Regions from separate parts of the Mus musculus genome. Here region 2 is linked to region 1. A link is a loop called in an ENCODE intact Hi-C map of the cell type or tissue named here. Cell type or tissue: heart. All regions are shown on one strand. Each heading gives the region's core, and the rest is flanking DNA. Links, peaks and the distances in the headings are about the cores only.

The links. Hi-C counts contacts between places; a loop is a spot of excess contacts. Peaks named below come from ENCODE experiments on the same cell type or tissue, not always from the same donor. Only the 100,000 strongest peaks of a DNase experiment are listed, where the experiment ranks them.
Region 2: it touches region 1 in a loop (3.0-fold over the local background); 3 of 42 quality-filtered maps call a loop at or near these places.

What each region holds. Positions count from the first base shown.
Region 1 is chr1:186,745,400-186,753,734 of GRCm38, forward strand. Rrp15 (ribosomal RNA processing 15 homolog (S. cerevisiae)) reads right to left here and starts at 3,959. Exons shown (of 5, transcript NM_026041.2): 1 at 3,765-3,959. The coding sequence starts at 3,909. A430105J06Rik (a long non-coding RNA gene) reads left to right here and starts at 3,424. Exons shown (of 2, transcript XR_003948551.1): 1 at 3,424-4,425; 2 at 7,018-8,335. In heart, for the core only: no CTCF peak of the experiment used is centred there; a DNase peak (open chromatin) is centred at 3,972; H3K4me3 peaks cover 2,537 bases; H3K27ac peaks cover 1,848 bases.
Region 2 is chr1:187,211,016-187,219,350 of GRCm38, forward strand. It overlaps Spata17 (spermatogenesis associated 17), which reads right to left and starts at 4,431. Exons shown (of 10, transcript NM_028848.3): 1 at 4,155-4,431. The coding sequence starts at 4,270. It overlaps Gpatch2 (G patch domain containing 2), which reads left to right and starts at 4,496. Exons shown (of 10, transcript NM_026367.4): 1 at 4,496-4,661. The coding sequence starts at 4,609. In heart, for the core only: no CTCF peak of the experiment used is centred there; a DNase peak (open chromatin) is centred at 4,486; H3K4me3 peaks cover 1,607 bases; H3K27ac peaks cover 1,201 bases.

The DNA.
Region 1 (8,335 bases), core at 306-8,305:
AAATTTTGCTCTTAACATTTTGAAATCCATGAACCATAAAAGATGATACATGATAAAGTTACACAAATTATTAGTTTCCTACTGCTAGATATATTACATCCTAAATAAAAACAGATATTTTAATAACAAAATTTAGAAATTGAACCATGATTCAGTACCCCAAAGAATCAAAGGCAGAGACACCTACACACCCAAGTTTACCACAGTGCTACTCAGGCCAGACCTGGCATCAGCCTAGGAGTCCATCAGTGAAGGAATAGAGATCTTTCCAACGTACCTGATGAATAAAAGTCTACTAGGATTACATGCATCAAGCTCTATGCTAAATTCTGATACTGCTGCTATCAAACTCTAATTCCTCAGTCTCAGAGATCTGGGAGTTTGTGCAATATTTCATAAAACCATGACTTTCATTCTTGTACAAGAGGTCAAAAGAAATCAAACCCAGAACATGAAAAGTGCATCCATCTCAAGGCGCGTAAGCCAAACGCGTGCTTCCTGTGAGGCGACTGTCATCCTACTTAAGGACGTTGCTTGAAGTCTCAGTGAGGCCTTCCCTTCATCACTGTGATGCCCAGTTGACCATCAACCACGTCTCTGGTGCAGATTCCTGAGAGATGGGCCAGCACAACAAGCTGGTAGGAGGCACACCACTCCTCGAGTGAAAACTGAGCAACAGTTCTATAATCCATGGTCACCTTTCCAGAGAGACTCTGAATTCACCAGAGGAAAACAATCATCTCCTAGGATATCAAATTCCGAGGAACACCCAAGAATGTGCATTAACCAAAGCCCTGTCCTACCAAACTTACAACATGGAGGCCCCTTCACTGTTATCACTGCCACAGACGGTGTGAATGCTGGAAAGCAGGATGCGGAGCACGGAGCTCAATGGCGGAGCTCTTACCTGGCATCTATGCGGTCTCTCACACACAGAAAAGTTCACTTTGCGGTTTGTTTTGTTTGTTTGTTTGTTGGGGGTGAGTAAGCACATTTGGGGCTCTTCAGAGGACCTGAGTTCAGTTCCCAGCACTGCGTCAGGAAACTCATAAGCATGTGTAAGGCAGACTCCAGGGGATGTAATTATATAACGCCTCTGGCACAGACCCACGTGCACATAAATACAAATACTAAAAAAGACATAGAGCCAGCTAAATGGCTCAACAAGTCAATGCCCTTGCCACAAGCCTAGTGAGGACCTGAGTTCAATCCTCCTCAGCAATAACAGAGACCCTACTCCTCCTACAGGCTGTCCTTTGACCTCCGCGTGTGCAGGTGCTGATGTAGCACGTCTGTCCCCCCCCCCCCAATAAATAAACAATGCAATTTACAACTTTTAAAGACTCTAATATTAGAGACACAACAACTCCATTGAATGTGGTTCTAGATTAAGAAGAAAAGCTTTAAAAAAAAACAGCAACAAAAGAGTTGGCTTAGTAAATGTAGCTAGAAGAGCCCGTTTCTGCAGCCAAAAGAACAGCTCCAAGCTGAGCCCTAGTCACTTAGGGACCAACAAGACCTGATCCTGAAAAGTAGGTGGTGATCATCACAGAAGCTGCAGACAGGCTGTTAGTGGTTCACAAGAGGATACATTTGACCTCATAACTGTGGATTCTCTATTTGCAAGGTCACATATGTGGGTGGTATCATTAGTTTTGAACAATATAAATACTTCCCGCACATGCCCTCACCCAGACACACTCCATCCTGACCATTTCTTGTGTTCACATCCTCTTGTAACTGTAACTCTAAGTCACTGCCTAGAGGGTTACTGTAACATAATAGAGTGCAAACATTCATTGGATGTTTCTATATTATATGTTTTCATTATATTCATTATATGTTTCTATATTATTCAAAAGCCTCCTTAACATATGATCTAAAGCTGAAGAAAACTTTAGACACCTAGTCAGTATTTGTGCTGAAAAGAACATTTTCCCTCGCAATTATCTAATATTGAGAAAAGAAATCCAATTTCCACCCAAATCCGAAAGCAGTGTTGATGTCTTACTTAAATGTAATAGTGTTTTTTTTTTCTTAGACAGTAATGCTTACAATTATTCAATTCAAAACTGTACCATAGGAGATAAAATGGCTGAGCAGGTAATGGCACCTGCTGCCAAACTCCTATAAGTCCTCAGACCTCCACATGTGGGTACACAGCAAATAAACCAATGCAGTAAAAACACCACCAGGACCAGAGCTTCTAATTCCTGCCCAACAGGTTGTTTTTTTAACCCCTCTGGTGAGGGCTGAGGACCTCAAAAGCTTAGTCAGCTGCTTCTTGGTCTTGAAGTCCAAGTGCACTCATTCGTTAACTTATGGACCCCTGAGTGACAGTTGTTGATCTAGGAACTGAGGTTCAAGTGTCTGCACACTTAGGGAACTTTCAAACAGCACAAACGCTTCACAAGATTTAAAACGTGGTGCTTTTAAAGTGAGCAGAGTGGGGCTGGAGAACATGTGCATGCATTGCTCTTCCACAGGAACAGTTTCTTCCTCAGCAGCCATTCAATCTCCTCTCACGCCCAGCGCACATACATACAACTTAAAAATAAATAAAGTAATAATAATAATAAAAGCGTCTAAAGAAAGCAAAGCATCAAGCCTCAAGTGAGAGTGACAGAAAAGGCTGCATTAGAAAAATAAGGGAAAATCTCTTTGACAAGTACTGGACCAGAGACTGAAGTCAATGAAAATGTAGGTGACATACAGGTGTTTCAGGAATACTGCAGGCAAAAGGCAGAGACCTCCAGAATGAGCAGCCAACATGAACAGAAAACAGCAGAGCAGCAAGTGACCAGACCTATCATGCAAGTTAAAAGCAAGTTAAAAATTCTGAATGTTACTCATGAACTAGTGGCTTCCCGTAGTAACTGAAGCCACATTCGCGGTTAACTGAAAGCATTAGCCACACCGAAGCAGTAAAGGAGTGTGGGAGCCAAATGCCTGAGCTTCCTAAGAAGCTCCTGCCAAGAAGTATGTTTAAAAGTAGCAGCCAACCCCAGCCACACAATGGGGAGACCTCCGGAGACTCACCTACCTTTCATTCTGAAACTGTATCAAACGTTACTTCAGTATCTCTCCTTTACCATTTCTTTAACTCTCTCTTTTCTAACTCCCAAAGGCTCACAATCCCCCCTGCACAGTAACAGTATTTCTTCTCTCTTGTGGCCTCTTGCTGCTGGCTCCCTGAGCCTATCCCACCCATTATTTCAATCGCGACCCTTCCTTTCACTTTGCTAGGGGTTCCAAATAGAAGCTCGCAACATTGCTCTTACAGCCGTTTCTATGATCTGCTAACAAACTGACTGGCTGTAAGTAAAAAGAGTCAAATCCTCCCAAAGATGCGAACATTTTGCAAGGTTCTCAATACCAGCTTTGGTTCTTCTGTGCCCAAACACTTAGCCTATGTTTTGATCTGCGACAACTAACCGTGTTTTTACTCCACTTCTAAGCGGGTACAGGACCTGCAAAAGGCCTGGGGTTATCGCCTGCCCATCTTTTGCTCTGCTCTTAATTTGTGTACTGCCTGTCATTATCTCTTCCTTTACTGTTAAGTTTCTGATTGGCACCGGCAGTTTCGCCCATCTCAGTAACAGCTGACTGAGTGGAAACACAAAATTAACCGTGACAGCGAGGAGCCTCGGAACAGCAGGGCTCCTCGCCCAACCTCACTCGCCCCACACACTCAACGGCAAGGAAACGCAACCCTAGCCATGGGAAGGAAGCTCAGCCGCCGAAGCTCCGCCAGGCCACATTACCTTCTCCATCAGAAGAGTCTTTGACCTCATCTTCTAGCTTCGACGCTGCAGCCTTGGCTACCATCTTCATCTTTTTCTTCTTCTTCGGAGAACGCTTCAGTATCTCCCCTGGGCTCACACGTGAGTCCTGAACGGCCGCAGCCATCTTGGCTCGCCGGAAGTGCCACCTGATAATTCCGTCGTGTTGCAACACACGGAACTTCCTCCTCTAGTTCCGGAACAGTTGTCCCGCCTGAAGTTCCGCTGTGGGAGCCTCGGGTAGGGACGGAGAGAGGACACGACCTACCGGTTTTCTCCGGCAGAGTCGGTTCCTGGCCTCACCCCGGCCCCTTCTGGGCGGCTGCTGCTGACTGCTCTCCTTTCCCTCCCCCAGAAGCTGGGTTCCGAGTTAGAAACCGCATTCCGAACCCACTGAATCGAGACTCTCCGAGAAGGAATGGATAACAAGGGAACAGCTACGGAATCAGAAAGCAAGCTCAACTCTTAACATGTTCTTGTGCTGGTTTGGCTTTTGTTCTGTTGTTGTTGTTGTTGTTGTTGTTGTTGGCTATTGTTCTGTTGTTGTTGTTGTTGTTGTTGTTGTTGTTTTTCCCCTAAGGACCAAGCACGGTGTTTTTGAATGGACGTTTCTGGATTTTGATAGATCTGAGAGGCTGCCCGGGTAAGGGGCGGTGGAATGAGCCATGTCCTAAATCCTCCCTAGCACCTGCCCTAAACTAAAGCAGCCTTGCAGTTAGTCCCAAGGTGGGGTTTGGGGGTGAGGGCGACAATAGGATTACCCTCCTAAATTAAACCTTTAAATCCTACCTAGTTCCTTCACTAATCTGCTAAACTCAGACTCCACCCTTCCTTCGAAGGACTACAAATGTAAGGAATCCCCTTGGTTTTGTGACTTGCTCTTGGATTCCCCACCATATTCCAGCCCCCACCCCAAAGCCCACCAGTGTTATTAAAGGATCTGGTCTCCTGAAATACGTCCCAGCAGCCGTCTATAGCGAACCAGTAGGTTTTCATTCTTTATATATTGGTTTTTAGTACTCCAGATTTGTCTTAAAAGAAAAAGAAAAGCTGGGCGTGGTGGTGCACACCTTTAATCCCAGCACTGGGGAGGCAGAGGCAGGCAGATTTCTGAGTTGAAGGCCAGCCTGGTCTACAGAGTGAGTTCCAGGACAGCCAGGGCTACACAGAGAAATCCTGTCTCGAAAAAAATAAAAATATAAGAAAAGAAAGAAAAGCAACAGAAAATGTGAATCCTCATGTTGATTGATTTCAATTGGTGTCTATGTATGTATGTATATATATATATATATATATATATATATATATATACATCCTAAAAACAAGAAAACATTTTTTTTAATGGCACAGGAAATACAGCTTTGTAAGTATGGTTTAAGAGACGATCAGATGCCAGCGTAAGTCTCTGAAAAGAACAATTCCAGTCCACATAAATGAGTTTCCCAGGTATTGCTACTTCCTGGGTCTTCTCACCTCTATAGCAGTACAGTGCTTTAATTAGAACGCTGTGCTGGCTGGCCCTGAGGCTACTTCGCTTTGGTCACATATTTAGCACTGTAACAGGGCCCCAGACCTTAGCCTAACTGACTCCATGATGGAAGCACCATTCAAGCTGTAAGAAATGTAGACAGTACCACCTGTCAAAACAAAAACAAAGACCTAATCCATCAAAGTCCATACAGTTCTGAGAAAGTCTCAAAATGTACTAACCTTCCTTTTAGCTTCTACAGTTCCATTTCTGGCTAACTGCTCTTAATAACTGAAGTATATCAACTCAGAGCATAGGGTTGTGCTTAAAGGCTCGCCCTCAGAAAGGCTCACTGGTACGGTGAGATCCTAAAATCCCAGTCCAGTTGCTGGGCAGCTAATAAAGACTTTTTTTTGGGGGGGGGGGGGAGGCAGGGGTTTGAGACAGGGTTTCTCTGTGTAGCCCTCACCGTCCTGGAACTTACTCTGTAGACCAGGCTGGCCTCAAACTGAGAAATCCGCCTGCCTCTGCCTCCTGAGTGCTAGGATTAAAGGCATGCGCCACCACTGCCCAGCTAATAAAGACTTTTTATTGACTTAAGCTATGTCCTCTCCTTCTCTAGTGGATACCCCACAGCAGCACATTTTGTTTTTGTTTTTTTAATATTTATTTTCATTTTCTATACAATATATTTCAATCATATTGTCTCACTTCCCCCACCTCCCTACTAACTCAACTTCACATTCTTCTGCCCTCCCCAACACCCCCCCCCCGAAACACCAGCGAAAACATCAACAAAAATTTCAAAACAGACAAACTATTTTTTTTTTAGATTTATTTTCTATTTTTGTCAGCCTGGATGTGTTTATGTGCCCCCACATGTGCCTGGGGGGGGGGGGGAAGAGAGGGTAGGATTGATCCCCTGAGCTGGAATCCACTTGTGAGCCCTCAATCACGGGTGCTAGGAACCCAGCCAGGGTCCTCTGCAAGAGGAGTAAATATTCTTAATCGCTAGGCCATCTCTCCAGCTCCCAGTCTCTCTCTTAATTTTTTTATACTTATCCTTTGTCAAATTCATATGTGTGTTCAGCATATCTTGATAATAGCTACTGCCAAATCTTGCACACCCCATACCCTACATCATGTGCCCCTCCCATTTCAGGTCCCATTTCCTTTTTCTTTTTTGGTAACCTACTGAGTCTAGTTGATGCTGCCTCTTGGTTTGTGGACCACCTACCATCACCCACACCCTTGAAGAAAAAAGTGCATACCCCCCCCAATCAATTCCTGAGCTACCAGAAGGTCCTCATCTAGGGGTGGGACTTCATTAATCCCTGTCCTGTCCAGGAAACCATATCGTTTTATTTTAGACTTGCGGCAACATCTTATAAAGTTTCCCAGGCTGGCCTCAATTGATCTCTGTAGTCCAGGCACATCTCAAATTTTACAGTGCTCCTGTCTTGGCCTCTACAGTACTTAGGGTGCCAGGCCTGTCCCATCAGACCCAGCTTTTCCATCAATATAATAGCTTATATGTAAGAATTGTTATGGACTTGGTTACCACTTACAATACTGCTTGTGAGAGGAAAAAAAAAATAGTTGGTTACACAGTAATTTTTTTTCTTCATTAAAGGAATATAAATTGGAATCCGGGGTAAATTGAATCTGTAAATTTGATGATGAGAAATGGACACAGCTAAGTAAGAAGTGTCTGTATTACTTCCTTTGATTTCATAATAAACCAGCGGGCTTGTTGCTGTTTTACAGGTGAGGAAACCGAGGCTGAACAAAGGTTATTGTTGAGAAATCACACAGGCAGTGAATGGTAGAATGGACTGAGACTGGAGCCCCAGTGTTGACTCAGCCATTGACACGCAAGCCTGCTTATACTGTCTCACTTTTACAAATCATGAATAAAAATAAGAAATGAATATTTCAGGCAGGCACTGGAATTCACAACTTAGAAGACAAACGTCTTCTCTTATGATGATCCACATAATAAAAAAGACTCAAGAAGAAGATCCACTGTCACTCTTACTGGCAAGCCCCATGCCCAGGAGGAGACCAGGAGCGCAAGACCAGCTCGATGACATTTTCGTTTTGTCCCATTCCAATTCGTGTCCATTGACTCATTTCACTACTATTTCTTAGATGCTTGTTTTCTATGAGAGAAGGGTGTGATTAGGGTGGGAGGGGAGAGGGGAAGAGATGGGGGAGGAGAAACTGTCATCAGAATGTACTGTATCGAAAAGAAAACCAACAACCTATTTTCAATAAAAATAAAAGGGGGAGAGAAATCCGGTGTGTACCAGAAACAGCTGACATCATCTGAAGACTGGCATAGGCAAATCTATGAAGCAGTGATGAACTCATCAGCTCTGAGCACTCCTCCCTCTCCACTGCAGACTCTCCATCTGGACCCTAAGTCAAAATGCACTCTTTATTCTAGGTCATAGTGTTTTATAACAGCAACAGAAAGGTAAGTAAGCTGGTGGAGATCCATTAAACAGTGGCTAGAACTCCACTTTCATATGTCAGCTGATTTTATTTTTTTAAAGAAAACTGTTTCCAAAGTCCAGCAACTTCAAAATCCTGTTTGTCAGTCTTCTCTGAGTCCTATACATTCATTTTCTTTTCTCTCTGAAACTGGCCTCAAACTTTCTACATAGCCAACGACAGGACTTGAACTTGAAGCTTCATGGACTCCTGATTTCCCTGTCTCTACTCCACAAGAGATGAGATTACAAGCCTGTGCTACTATGCCTGGCTTAGTAAGCAGTAAGGGGAGTCCAATGGTGGTTTTCATACATGTGAGGCAGTCACTACCAACAGAGCCACATCCCTGGCTAAGCTACACGTTTGTAAACCTGTTGAAATTCCTTAAAATGATAGTTTCCATCTTCATTAGTCTCTTTCTGGTATCTTTTTGTTTTTTAAGATTTAGTTTTGATTGTGTGCATGTATGTGTACACATGAGTACAGTGCCCACAGAGGCCAGAAGACAGTGGTGGGCCCTGTAGCTGGAGTTGGGCAGCTCTGAGATGCCCGGCTTAAACACTGGGAACTGAGGTCAGATCGTTTGCAG
Region 2 (8,335 bases), core at 177-8,176, 470 kb after region 1:
TACCCACCTTTAATCCCAGCACTCAGCCACACAGATCGATGAGTTCAAGGTCAATCTGCAGAGCTAGTTCCAGGACCACTAAGCTTAGGCAGTGTGAAGGAGTTGGAAAACAGAAAGCTTGTGATAATGTAATAGAACCAGGGGGCCATGTTCTAGCCCTAGAAAGCAGCAGAACTCAGCAGCTTCAGCCACAAAGCTCTGGATTTAGAGTCAAGAAAAGAAAGGACTACTGGGACAATTGATGCTGGTTAGCTTGAGCTATGAAATGAGTGGTGATTAAGAAGAGGCCAGTATCACTCAGGTGATATCTTCTGGGTAGTGTTTTCTGAAAGCACAAAGAAGCTATGTTCCAGAGACAGCCAAGGTTGTCCCTCATGTTGCAGCTGGATTTCTTAATGTGTAAGGTTCACCTAGGTGGTTCTGGCTTTGTAGGCATGAAGGGATCTTGGAGAGCAGCTAAGGCTTGGAACTTTGAGAGGCCAGGAAAGGCCATTGGTGAAGGTGCAGCCTCAGTTGCTGTTGAAGGCTCAGGACTGAAGGGGTCATGCAAAGGATTTGAGCCTTGGCACTATAAAGGGAGCCTATGAGAGGTTGTTGGTGAAGCCTAGTTGTAGTGGAAGACCCCAGCATATCGGAAATGCCAGTATAATGGGATGATCACCAAGGAAAGCTGCCAACAATGGAGTGGAATCAACCAGACCCTGGAGTGCTACAGAGGACAGATCTGGAGATGCGACCCAAGCCCTCTGGAGTATCCCAGAAGGTCACACATCATGTATGGATCCCAGGCATTGGAACAAGAAGTTGTGAACTTGACCTTGCCTGGGATTCCCCAATCTGTTAGAGATCCCAGAGCCAGGGCATACCTGCTAAGGAAAGCTGCTAACAGGGAGTGGGAGAGCCCAAGAGAAAGAAGTTTGCTGTAGTCATCAACACTGAGAGGGGTTTTAACATCAGACATCAGATGTGGAGCTACCCAGCTGTTCTTGGTATTGCTTTTGTCCAGGCTTTCCTCACTATGCCACTTTGTAATGGTATCGTTTATCCTGTGATGTTTAAGGTACATGAGCTGCTTTTTTATGTTGACTTTATAGGTTATTACAGTTAAGTGACTGAATCTCAGAAAAGACTGAGCTTTGAACATTGCTGAGACTGATACAGACTATGGGACTTTTGAAGTTGGAGTACATGTATTTAGCACTATGCTTTGGCTAGGTTTGGCCCCCACAGACTCAGGTGTTTGAAAAGACTATAGGGAACTGGAATGTGGTGGTTTAAGTATGCTTTGCCCAGGGAGTGACATTATTAGGAGATGTGGCCTTGTTGAAAAAAGTGTGTCACTGTGGGGTGGGCTTGGGGACTCTCCCCCTAGCTACCTGGAAGCAAATTTTCTGTCTGCCTTTGGATAAAGATGTAGAGCTCTAAGTTTCTCCAGCCCCATGGTCTACCTAGACATTGCCATGCTCTTGCCTTGATGATAATGGACTAAACCTCTGAACTTGTAAGCCAGCTGCAATTAAATGCTGTCCTTTGTAAGAGTTACCTTGGTCATGCTGTCTGTTCATAGCAATAAAACCTTAACTAAGACATCTGGGTATCCTTTTCATATCCTGTGAAAATTACAGTTTTAGTTTTTGGTTTTTTTTTCCTCAAGAACTAGCAGAGTAGAGATAGGCAAGTTGAAATTTCTCTTTTAGGACACCAGGAATAGATAGGATTAATTTGCTTTTGAAACTGAGCCATCTCTTTTATGTTATAAATATGTCTGATACTGACTTAGCTTTAGAAATATATTCCTTGTTATTAATTACTAAAAAGCAACTTTCAAAAGATAATGTTTAGAGCAAATATTGAATCATTTTATCTGAATAAATTTTACATAGGCACCTCATTAAACTATATAAATGGTTGGGTTGAACATTTATAATCATGTATTTCATAAATATGTATCTAGACTATAAATGAATCAATAACGATTTTTGACAAATTTATAAATGAAAATTTAAAATTTACAAAGAAAAGCAATAACCAGCAGTATATAGTGAAGTTACTAACCACCTTTTAAAAATGTACTGGTTTGATGGTACGTACTTTATCCTTCACTTTTCTGTGAATTCTTGTCATAATTATGCAACTGAATGTTGTTACCCTGATCATTTACCCTTCCCAATAAACCTCTAGGCTTTGTCGTTTTTCATTTACAGATGATGAAGCTTACAGTTAGAGCGTTCAGTTTAGAGCAAACATGTAAGAGTTTATCACTAAAGTTAAAGTAACACAAAGTATTTGAACTGCGTCTCTACCTCTATACAAAACATCACTGTCTACTAGGGGAAAATTATTTTTTCATCAAAATTAAGTAAAAGTATAAAAGAAAATTCAGGAATTTTTAAAATAAAATTAAGTAAAGGTTTAATAGTAAATTCAAGAAACAGTTAAGAGTCAAAGAAACAAATTAACAAGTGAGTTGCTATTAATTTATGTTATTAGAACTTCAATGATTGTTCAAATTGAAGGCACATCAACTTACTAAATTAAGATCACTCTAGGAACTGTTATGAGTCAGAAACAAATTTTTCCAGTGATGGAGATAATGGGGCCACATTCAGAACAGTGTAAAGGGATTACACTGAAGGCTGATGCGGAGGACCACACCCCAGCAGCCATCAGTCCTGTTGTGGGTAGCACTATAGATCAGAATATCTATACCACTACTGCTGCTCGGGACACTTCTTCCCAGGTAGTGCAGTATTTAAATACACAGGCTCTATAGCTGAGTGTGATCCCTGAGTGACCTATTTCCTTTAACAGCCCACCTAACACATTCGGGCCCTCTGGATGCCAGCTAGCAGAAGGGAAACCAGCAGCTCAGTTTTGACTTAGAGCGAGCGCATCACAATTCCGTTCTCAATGTCTGCTCCACAATAGCATGAAGGAGTCAACTTGTCCCCACTGCACACTGAGGTCATGAACAAGCAGGAGCCTGCCACATAACTCTAAATGAATACTATATGATCTCTGAATGTTAAGTATAAGAATTCCATTGCGCAATGGCTATGCTTATTTAAAGATGATTAATTGGAAGCTTCGGTAATGTGATTATTCACTAAATAACTGTTGTAGCTATTCCATTTCAGGAAGCAAGACAGTACAGGCTGAAATAATGGTTAAACTAAGAGGCAAGAAAAAAAGCAACATTGGCCTACTTCTAGCAAGAAAATCCATAGTTTCTCACAAAAGTTACAAGATTGAATTATCACTGTAGTTGCTAGAGGTTCACGATGAAATAGCAAAACTATAGTTGAGATGTATGTTAGGATAAGAATAGCTTATCAGGACTTTCTCACACTGACTTGGTCACTGCTGGTCTGCTATAATTTATCACACTTTTTGTAATGTACTTTTTGTGATTCCTTCTAAGTTTTGAAAACCACTGGGCCATTGCTTCTAGTTTCAATGTCCCCTTTTCATGGAGAGGAAGTTTAGGTGTGGGGGGTGAGAATGCTGCCTTAGCTCTTGCCCATTTACTGTACCAATTATCTTGTCACAATGGTATAGAAACTTCACTTGGACAAATGAATCACAGATGAATTGAATTCTGTGATGTTTGTGAGATTAAGTGAAGCTCAAATTCCCATTTGGACATTGATATTCTGAATTCATGGAACTACCTGGGTAAGCCTGGTTAACGTTAATTAGGCCACTAGACCTACATTGTATAAAATAGGTTTCACCAAACCAAATTTCTCAGTGATTATTTTAAAATGTCGAAAAAAAAAAAGCCCCACAAAACAAAACAGTATTTTGAGGAAGACTCCCAAATGTTGCCCAGGGCAGCCTTGAATTTTCTGTGTTGCCCAGGCTGGACTGGACTCACAGTCATCCTCCTGCCTGTTTCCCCAGTCGGGGTTTACTTCATTTAGGGCGGCCCTTAATAATTCTCTATTCTGGGATCTTCCTTAGAGAATATTAACTTATTAATGACTTGTCAATGTATATATAATCCACTTGTGATTGATTATATATATATATATATATAAACTTCTGATCATGTTTGAATCCCCATGGGGAGAAGAAGAATTTAGAATTATTTCCTGAATTAAGTAATTTGTTAACAGTAAACATCTTCTGAGACCCCTCTCTTCACTACTCACCGGTTCCTAAAGTAGTACTGACTTTCTAGAAAGGGTGCCCGCGCCAGCAGCTTGGCTAAAGTAGCCATGTCCTTCAACTCCTGGAGTTCACCAAAATTGTTACTATTAGTCTCCATGGCAACTGGGCTGAACCAAGGTCACTTCCGACTTATCGGCCTTTCCTTTCACTCTGTTTCAGTTTCAAGCAACTGGACAGAGAAATCGGATTTGTACACGTGAGACCAGACTTGAGTCGACTCGCCCCTTTCTCCTGGAATTTCGAGCTGCTGATGGGAAGGGTCAGGGTAGGCTAAGGTGAGCGAATGGTCGCTTCCGGTTTCCGGTTTCCGCCTCCAGCCGGCTTCCGGAAGTTGCTCTCAAAATGCTGAAGTCCTGTGTGGAATTGGCCGGGGCTGCGGGAGTTGGAGTCGGTCCTCGGGCCTGAGCCTCGAGGCCGCGCTCCCGGGTGTCGTTGATGTTTGGGGCCGACGGGCGCCCAGCGATCGGAACCGCCGCCGGGAAGAGCTGGTGAGCCCGGCGGGCGGTTGGGAACGGGGCGAGCGAGCCGGCGAGCAGCTCGCGGGGCTCCGGGTCAGAGACGGCCGTGCACCAAGTTTCTTCAGGCCGCGTTCCCGTTGTCCCTGCCAAACCGGCCACATTGTACTAGATTCCGTGGTTGACAAGATCACAGAAATTCCCAGTCCCAGAAGTTTCTTAGTAGCAGAGACACCAGGCTCTTGTACTCCCTGCGCAGCTCGGTTCGTGTAAAGCCTAGAAGTTTTCCACCGCCCTGGAGGCTCTGTCCTAGTTTATGGGAAAGGGGCGTTTTCCAGTAGCCCCAGGTTGGAATTTGTCTTTAGGGTACCCTGGTCCACTGCTGTAAGTTTCCAAACTGCTTTCGCAAATCACACTTGATCTTTAATGACATCCCTGCTGTAGGAGACTCGCAGGTACAGAAAATTTAAGAGGCAAAGTTGTCCTGTGCCCCTGAGTACCAGAGATGATAGCTCAGTTTTGGATTTTCTAGTTGAAAACCCTGGTCGCCCAACCTCCACCCCCACCCCCACCCCCCGTTTGTTCCAACGCTTTTCAGAGAAACGTTAGTGTAACAAGAAAGTAGATGTCTTGCGGTCCATCTTGAAACATAAAAATCTGACCAGTAAGTCAAGAACTGTGATTTTTAAAGTTCCTGCCAGTGGGCTGTGATGTCTGATTGTTTAGCATCACCGATAACTGAAAAGTTAAAAGAATATCTTAGGTCAGATGGCTTATTTGGTTCCTCTCTAGAGACCATTTCTAACCAGTGTTGTTTTTCTTGTAGCTTTTAAGTTCTCACGATTTTCAGTTAGAATACTAGGAGAAGCTTTTTATTTTTTTTTTTTATTTTTATTTTTATTTTTTTAAAGATTTATTTATTTATTATATGTAAGTACATTGTAGCTGTCTTCAGGGATACCAGAAGAGGGAGTCAGATCTTGTTACGGATGGTTGTGAGCCACCATGTGGTTGCTGGGATTTGAACTCTGGACCTTCGGAAGAGCAGTCGGGTGCTCTAACCCACTGAGCCATCTCACCAGCCCAGGAGAAGCTTTTTAAATGAGCAATTGTAATTGTTGCACTCAGCTTGGAACAAGAGACGCAGGTCACAATGCACTAGTTTTTCTTAGCTTTGGCAGTTGTACATGTGGTAGGAACCACCACAGAAAACAAGATAAAGGAACTTCCCTACATCCTGGTGTTTCCTCTAAAGTGTACTTAATGCTTCAATGTTCAGAGCCTGGTAAGGAACGGAAGTGTTCAGTAGATTGGTCTGGTCCTAATAGAAAGGAAGTCATTTGTGTGCTAGTTGACATAAACACACAAACCAACCGGTGACCCCATTTATTCTTCATTGTGCTTTCTGTCTCCTATCATGCATAGATAGCGCTGTGTATTACTGGCTATTACTTGACGCGCTATTACTCTAAACTGGAGTTACTTGCAGTAGTGTTTTTACTTGCTAAACAACTCATCTTTTGTAATGAGTGAGACCAGAATATCATTAGCACCTATCAGCTGGTGCTTTTGAAAGAAAGTCTTAAAATGAGTCAGTCTCTCTCTCTCTCTCTCTCTCTCTCTCTTTGGTTTTTTTTGAGACAGGGTTTCTCTGTGTAGCTCTGGCTGTCCTGGAACTCATTCTGTAGAACAAGCTGCCCTTGAACTCAGAAATCTGCCTGCCTCAGCCTCCCAAGTGCTGGGATCAAAGGTGTGTGCCACCACTGGCCACCTTAAAATGAGTCTTAACTGTCCGAAGAAGCGTGTTACACAAAACCAGGACCTTTCTTTTCTAGTTAGTGTGCATGCCAGTCCACTGTTGTCTTCCCCTCCTGCCTTCCCTTCTTCACCAGCAATCTCCCTTTCCTCTTGGCTCTCTTTCCCTTTCTGAGGCTGAATTTTGCTCTATAGCCCAGGCTGATTTCCTCCTAGAAGTTGTCCTGTCTCAGCCTCCCCAGTACAGGAACTACAGGCACGTGCTGCCTTGCCCAGGCTTTGATATTTCTTAATACAGTTTTTTTGTTTCATTCTTTGAAATGCCTTTCACGATTCTTTTATCCAGGTTGTGAAATCCCCATGCTATTGGCTGTTGCTACCACTAAGTAGTTAACTGGCCTTGGTTCTATCTGTGTATGCCATCTTATGTAAATCCTCAGTGATTGGCACCATACATTTTTTATGGCCTAGATAAGGTGACAGCAGAGGCGAAGATAATTTAAATAACTACTCTAAGCGATCTGCAGTATGATCCTAGTGTACTTAAATTCCCCATCGCCCTAATGTACTCAAGTTCTGTCTGACTAAGGTTGTATCTCTAGACATCTATGAATTAGAAAACAGACACCCAGATTTGTAGACTAGCCTGTAATTTCCTAGATAGCCCCCCCCCATTTTTAACTGTGTTTTGTTTTAACAACAATAAAAAGCCATTGAAATGCGATCTGGACCTTTGCCTCTGCAATTTCATTCTTGATTTTTTTTTTTTTTTACATCTGGAATAATAAAAACTGCTTGTCTTGAGTAGCTGGGGTTTGTTTGTTTTCTGATTGGTTAGGGTCTGGAACTCAGTCTCCTATACTGTTAGCTTTGCTTGATTCTACATATTCCTTCAGTTAAAGATCAAAGCAGTAGACAGTATAATTTGGCGCAAATACTTGTGGGGAGCTTCTTAGCATCCGTCGTGTGTCAAGCTGGAGACTTTTAAGCTTTGCTAATTTGCTTTCATTTTCATCTTTATGTAAACTATTAGTCTGTCTTATTCACATAGCAGAAAAGTTAAAATCCTTATTTTCTGAAGATTTCAGTAATATCACATTCTCTCTTTGGTTTGCATGTCCTACATGTTCTTGTCATCTGGTTATACATATGCTAGGGACTTACATTTAAATCTTAGCTGTTTTCATGGTCCTAACCTAGGAATTCAGGATATATATTCAGTAAATATTTGCTGTGTAGTTATCATGTATAATCAAGACATCGTTTACCCTGCCAAAACTTGTTGACAGGATGATTTACTTTTAAAATTTTTTTTTTTTGATCTTGTTTGATTTATATTCTGACTACATTTCATCTAGGCATTAAAAAACTAATTTACATTTTGAAAGCAGAGGCAGTGAGAAAAGTTTGGCTGTCTCTTGAAGTCAGTCATTAAATGAAGAAACAAAATCAAGAAATGGTCTTCCTCCTTCTTCTTCTTCTTCTTCTTCTTCTTCTTCTTCTTCTTCTTCTTCTTCTTCTTCTTCTTCTTCTTCTTCTTCCTCCTCCTCTTCCTCCTCCTCCTCCTCCTCCTTCTTTTTCTTTTTAAACTTACTGGTCAGCCGACTAAAATTTTTCTAGTGTAAAGAGGAAAGGAAGTGGTTTCCTCAGATGTCCCTGGTGGCAAAGTGACAGAGCTGTAGCTTCCAGCAGATAGGATAACTGGATGCAGTCAGGGGAGCGTTTGGCACGAGTAGGGGGAATGGATTCCCCTGTTTGTTAGAGAAGATTGTGATTCCTAGAGGGGAAGAAAGATTCTTCTCTCTATCTCTCTTCTTATTTATATCTGTGTATTAAAGCAGGAATCAGATGCATTAAAGTCAGGCTCTCAACTCTGTAGCTCAGGGGTAGCCTCAACATCTGAGGGAATTCGGCCTCTGCTTCCCTAAGTGCTGAGTTCACAGGCAAGGTCC